2 separate regions of the Homo sapiens genome follow, and region 1 is linked to region 2. Evidence: chromatin contacts called from ENCODE Hi-C or POLR2A ChIA-PET data. All regions are on one chromosome and are shown on one strand. Each heading gives the region's core, a stretch centred on a gene start or an enhancer-like site at or near the end of the contact. The rest is flanking DNA. Distances are from core to core; before and after follow the strand shown. Region 1 overlaps ERAP1 (endoplasmic reticulum aminopeptidase 1). Region 2 overlaps RIOK2 (RIO kinase 2).

Region 1 (2,834 bases), core at 335-2,834, 390 kb after region 2:
TTGTTTAAGGATGTTAAAAGTGGGCACTGAGGTATAAATGACTGAAGTGGTCATCCAGCTGTTGCTAAAGAGGCAGGTCCGGAATCTAGGTTCTTTATAAACCATCCAAGTTCATGGTTCCCTGTCACTTATTATGTAACCATCTACCTTCAGAAAGAATTTCAGGCAGCTTTAAGATCCATGTATAAAAGAAATGTTAAAATGAAGGACAAAAAGATACATAATGGACAGGTGATAACCATGTGAGGGACTTATGGCTGAGGATAATTCTCGCAATTGTCCCCTGAATTTATCACAGACATTCCTGGAAGTCAAGGAAAAATGAGGAATCAGTATGAGTTATTCTCATTGTCTGGTAAAAGAGAACATGAAGCATACACATTTTCTACAAAAGCAGACTTTTCTTCAGTCCTAAACTCGAGGACTTTGATGTGTGGGCCATTGAGTTCTGTGGTGTCCCTTCTATAATAAGGTTTCCTATAGTAAAGTTGTGGAACAAATTTTACAAGGCTCTTAAACTGTGGTACATTTAGATAAAAGCTGAGAGGCTAATATTAATTTTTTTAGGAGTGGTTCCATTGTGTAGTCTGGTTACACTATTTTCTAGCTTGAGATGGGGAGAGAGCTTTGGAAATGAAAAAGAATGAAGGGTTGTTACAGTCTCGTAGCTTTTTTCCAGTTTTCAGTAGCCTCATCCAGGCTTGTAAAATTAACTTGCATATAATAATTCAAGCTTGAACTCCAGCGAGGTCTAGAGCAGAGATACTCTGTCTGATGACTGAAGAGATGTCCAAAGCCTTGACCAGAAAGGTAGTCATCTATAGACAAGATCTATAGCAACAAAGCATTTCATTCATTCACTTGTATTCTCATTAATTCATTCAAGACATATATGCCACACATGGTTTTAGGTTATGGGGCTGTAACAGTGAACAGACAGACAAAACCTTTGCTGTCACGGAGCTGAAATTTCTGCTGTGGGAATCAGACAATTACAGACAAATCAACCAATGTCAAGTAGTTACATGCTCTGAAGATGAATAAGGCAAGGAGAGTGATTGGGATAGAGGGTTGGTGCTGTTTTATAGGATGATTAGGAGACATTTGAGAAGATATCGAAGGAAATGCCAACATCTAGAGGAGTATTGTGTGCAGAGGAAATATCAGGTGCGAAGATCCTGAAGCAGGGCATGAAAAGTAAAGAGCCCGAGATGTTATCATAATGGAGAGCAAACTACGGACATATAAAATACGGGAGTCATCCTGAATCCTTTCTTCCCCAGACATCTAACTACGCAAGTCCTGCCGGTCTTCCCTCAGCACATGCACTGGATCTTGCGCACTTCTCTCTGCTCTTACCCCCATTCAATCCTTTCTCATCTCTTGCCTTGCCTATTGCAATAGTGTCCTAACTGGCCTCCCCCTTGCCACTTTGCCAATAGCAAAACATTTTCCACATTGAAGACTGCAAGTCAGCCCATAACTGACCCTGGCTTCTTGAAACCCTGCCTATTGTTCTTGCAGTAAATTCCAAATCCCTCCTTCCCATGTGTCCATGACCTTGAAGACCTGGCTTCTGAGGACCTCTCTGGTGCCAATTCCCACAGGCGCTCCTGGCTTACTCTCTCATAACACTGTAGCCACTCAGCCTCCTTCTGCTCCTGGGCTACCACATGTTTCTCCTGTCTTTAAGCCTCTGCACTTTTTATTCTCTCTGCCTGGCTTGCCCATTCCCCAACTTTTCACTAGAAAGGGGCATTTTATCTTTGAGAGGTCTCGGCTCAGATCACCTTCCCCAAAACCATGCTGTTCAATGCAGGCCACATCTCCTCAGTTACTAGCATACCCCTGGCATATTTTCTTCATAGCAGTTTATTTACAGTAATCATATTTACTGCTTGTATACCCCAAAAGACTGTAAGCTCCATGAGGGGAGGATGCTTGCCTGATTCACTGCTGCATCCTCAGTGTCTAGCACAGTAATTACAGCAGAGGGATGAATAAATATCAGAGTAAATATTGGTGAACAAATGGATGAGGTTAAGTCCCTGATACATGCTGGGTTTGGGGCTTTGCACTTTACCTGCATTATATAACTACATCCTTCACCACTGCTCTTCATTTTACAAATGAGGAGACTGGCTTCCATAGAAGTTAAATCATTTGCTCAAATCAAGTTAGTAGGATAAACCTGTTTTCCTATCCCTGTATTGTGCTACTTATTGCACAGAAATTGTTCTTAAAGAGCCAAGTCTGAATCAAATATTCAGTGGAGATGTTGCATTTCCAAGGCAGGTGAAGACAGAAGAGATGATTTTGGGTCAGGACAAGGGTAAGAGTAATGGTTAACAGCTGGCTTCGCTGTTGTAGAAGGTCTGTTTTTAGTGGAGCTATCATGATGAGCTCCTTTAGGATTAATGATTTGAACAATTAGTAAAATTATTGATGTGCTTTGTTGAGTAGTGCTCAGTGATTTTTAATCGACTGTGAATTAATCTTGCATTCTGAGAGCGTATGAAACAGTAGGTTGAGCTACAACTTAAAGTAGAGAGTGAAGTGTTTTCCAGGTTGCTACAGCAGGAGGCCATGCCTTCTGCTCATTGTAAAGTTGCACTGTATTGACATATAATTTTAAAACAACTCTGCATCATTTAAAATTGAATTCTGATCTTTCTAAAACCCATTCCTACTCCCCTCTTTATTCCCAAACTAATAATATGGTATTATGACATGGATTTCTAAGGAACTGGCTGTCTGGAATCTATGCTGAATAAATAATACATCATGGTCTACATTCGCTTCCTGAATACCAAATCAAAAATTGATGGATTAAT
Region 2 (2,994 bases), core at 415-2,914:
GTGGAAACCTATCCCCAAACCATAGGCCCATTATCTTATTTCCTGGGGTTCACATTCATCTTTCCCTAGTGTATCTAACTATATACCAGTAACTATGACAAAACCTTGACTTTCCTAACCGTAGGAACTGCATGGCATTGACAGCTTATATCCTTGAGATTTCCTTGGATTTTAGTTTTTCAAACACACTGGTTAACTCATTTGTATCTTTTTTCTTTTGTGTAACATCTTTTATCTCCTTGTGTAAGGAGGAGCAATACCATTAACCAATAAGTATATTGTCATTGGCTAATAAGGAAAAAGAGGAGCAATAAAGACTATATCATAAATGATTCTTGCTTTTGCAGGTATTTTGACAGAGATGTTAAATGCATTAAAGATTTCTTTATGAAACGTTTCAGCTACGAAAGTGAGCTTTTTCCAACTTTTAAGGATATCAGGTTTGTACTCCCCATTGCTTTACATAATAGAACAGTTTAAATATCTGGTCTGTGTATTTCTAAAAATTAACATTTTCATCTAAAAAACTTTCCAAATTTTGACACGTAATCACTGTTAGATGTCATTGCTCTGTAGTACATAACTGAAACTTAAAAACTTGAAAATACCTGCATTTGGTCCATTAAGGCACTGTTACTGAATTTTAGGAAGCGGACATATCTAGATTCTTATAAATTCAAGAACTTTTATTCTATTTTGGATGCTATTTGAGTAACTCATTCATAAGGAATAACACCAAACATTCATTGAAATTTGTGTTTTTCCTTTATCAAGGACCAGGAGGTATCTTTAATTGATTCTCAAAACATAACTATCATGTGCATTCTCAAAGCTCAGTTTTCTCATATTTATTTTATACACTTAAGATATTTTCTGATCTGGGATGAGTCACATAATCTGAAGGAAATCCTTAGCCCCCTTTGAAAGTTAATTTACAAAGTTAATAAACATAAGCTGAGGTTTTTATAACCTTTTTATTTATATTGTTGCTTTTCAGTTATTTTATTCTTAAAATGACAGCCAGCATATACCTTTCATATTTGTTTACCTGTGTCATTTAAATATTACATTTTAGGGAAGGAAAATTTATTTTTAACATATAAGCTATTAAACTCACTTGAATCATAATTTATCAGAGTAGTAGATATTTGCTCCTCTTAGATAAACATTTTTTCTCTCTTTCTATGCTTGACGCCTTTTTTTTCTAGGAGAGAAGACACTCTTGATGTGGAGGTTTCTGCCAGTGGCTACACAAAGGAAATGCAGGCAGATGATGAACTGCTTCATCCATTAGGTCCAGATGATAAAAATATTGAAACAAAAGAGGGATCTGAATTCTCATTTTCAGATGGAGAAGTGGCAGAAAAAGCAGAGGTTTACGGGTCAGAAAATGAAAGTGAACGGAACTGTCTAGAAGAATCAGAGGGCTGCTATTGCAGATCATCTGGAGACCCTGAACAAATAAAGGAAGACAGTTTATCAGAAGAGAGTGCTGATGCACGGAGTTTTGAAATGACTGAATTCAATCAAGCTTTAGAAGAAATAAAAGGGCAGGTTGTTGAAAACAACTCTGTAACTGAATTTTCTGAGGAGAAAAACAGAACTGAAAATTACAACAGGCAAGATGGTCAGAGAGTTCAAGGAGGAGTCCCTGCTGGCTCTGACGAGTATGAAGATGAATGCCCTCATCTAATTGCCTTGTCGTCATTAAATAGAGAATTCAGGCCTTTCAGGTATAGACTTCTGTCGATTGCTTTTTAACTTTAGTCTTGAGACTGATACTTTGTTAGATTCTAGTAAAAGAATGTTTTTTTCAAATGATGTGACAAAATTGTATTCTGCCACCTTGATGTATAAAATGAAAGCCAAATAATTTTTTGTTGTTAAAAACTCAAAATAGCTTCCTTTTCAATTGACCTGATTCTAGGCAGCCTATTGACTAAATTTCAAGTAATTCTGCCTTAAAATACAAACTGATGGCTGGGCACAGTGGCTCGCTCATGCCTGTAATCTCAGCACTTCTGGGAGGCCAAGGCAGGCAAATCACCTGAGGTCAGGAGTTTGAGACCAGCCAGGCCAACATGGCAAAACCCTGTCTCTACTAAAAATATAAAAATTAACCGGGCATGGTGGCCTGTGCTTGTAATCCCAGCTACTTGGGAGACTGAGGCAGGAGAATCACTTGAACCTGGGAGGCAGAGGTTGCAGTAAGCCAAAGATCGTACCACTGCACTCCAGCCTGGGTGACGAGCAAAAAACTCCGTCTCAAAAATATATATATATATACAAACTGATGATTTTAAAATTATTGCAGGTCTCTGGATACATTGATCAGGTTTTAGATGGATGAGTTATTCCTCATATATTTTCCTAATTACACATCTGATGTGTGTTTGAGTTATGTAAAGGCATGTAAATATTAAAACATGCAATAAATGTACTTTCTATATGAAACATCTGCAGTGAATTTTCTCTAGTACCTTGAGCCTTCTATCCTTTGTTCATGTGTAGTTAAAATTATCTAATGATATTATGTTTTCTTTTAATAATTTTTTTTTGTAAATATTAATCAGGCTCAGCTTAGATTAGGAAAAGTTCTAAAACTTAATTTTTGGATTTGGGATTGCTTATTCAGAATCAAATTGTAGTTAAATGAAATATTGGTTTTATTTATTTCAAAATAGTAATATGACAATTAAAATTAGTTCAGCAATACATTTATTAAACATTTTTCAGTACATGTTTGGGCTTATATCTTAAGCCTACCTTTATCTTTAAAGTTTTATTCCTGAAGCAAAACATGAGAATTTTGTTCCTTTTTCATATAGCTGTGTATCTGTGTCACAGGGCTACTGCCATTTAAATAATAAACTTGGAAAATTAAATCAGAAGCTTAAAAGGAAAAGAGGGGTGACAGAGGCTCAGGATTTTGAGTAAGTGATTGTATTAGACTGGATTCTTCAAAGAAACAGAATAAATAGGAGATTTATTTTA

The links. A loop is a pair of places that touch in the nucleus more often than their neighbours do. ChIA-PET counts read pairs that join two places held with the same protein, here RNA polymerase II (POLR2A). Pooled maps may share reads with other maps.
Region 1: a map of right cardiac atrium shows a loop between it and region 2 (4-fold over the local background). The contact joins two enhancer-like sites. A Hi-C loop is called at or near these places in 14 of 168 maps with a recorded cell type or tissue (Calu3, DLD1, Right ventricle myocardium superior and 9 more), 1 of 37 single-sample maps with no recorded cell type and 9 of 50 pooled maps. POLR2A ChIA-PET finds 5 or more read pairs at or near these places in 4 of 52 experiments (B cell, activated CD8-positive, alpha-beta memory T cell and activated naive CD4-positive, alpha-beta T cell).

What each region holds. Positions count from the first base shown.
Region 1 is chr5:96,777,319-96,780,152 of GRCh38, reverse strand. All of the region lies in intron 18 of ERAP1 (endoplasmic reticulum aminopeptidase 1), which reads left to right. Among named protein-coding and RNA genes, the nearest start is that of ERAP1, 29 kb to the left of the region's middle. Within about 2 kb of position 1,584, at least 3 of the 41 ENCODE cell types and tissues checked have a DNase peak (open chromatin) inside an H3K27ac peak, as active enhancers do.
Region 2 is chr5:97,166,206-97,169,199 of GRCh38, reverse strand. RIOK2 (RIO kinase 2) reads left to right here. Exons shown (of 10, transcript NM_018343.3): 7 at 348-440; 8 at 1,209-1,733. Among named protein-coding and RNA genes, the nearest start is that of RIOK2, 16 kb to the left of the region's middle. Within about 2 kb of position 1,664, at least 2 of the 41 ENCODE cell types and tissues checked have a DNase peak (open chromatin) inside an H3K27ac peak, as active enhancers do.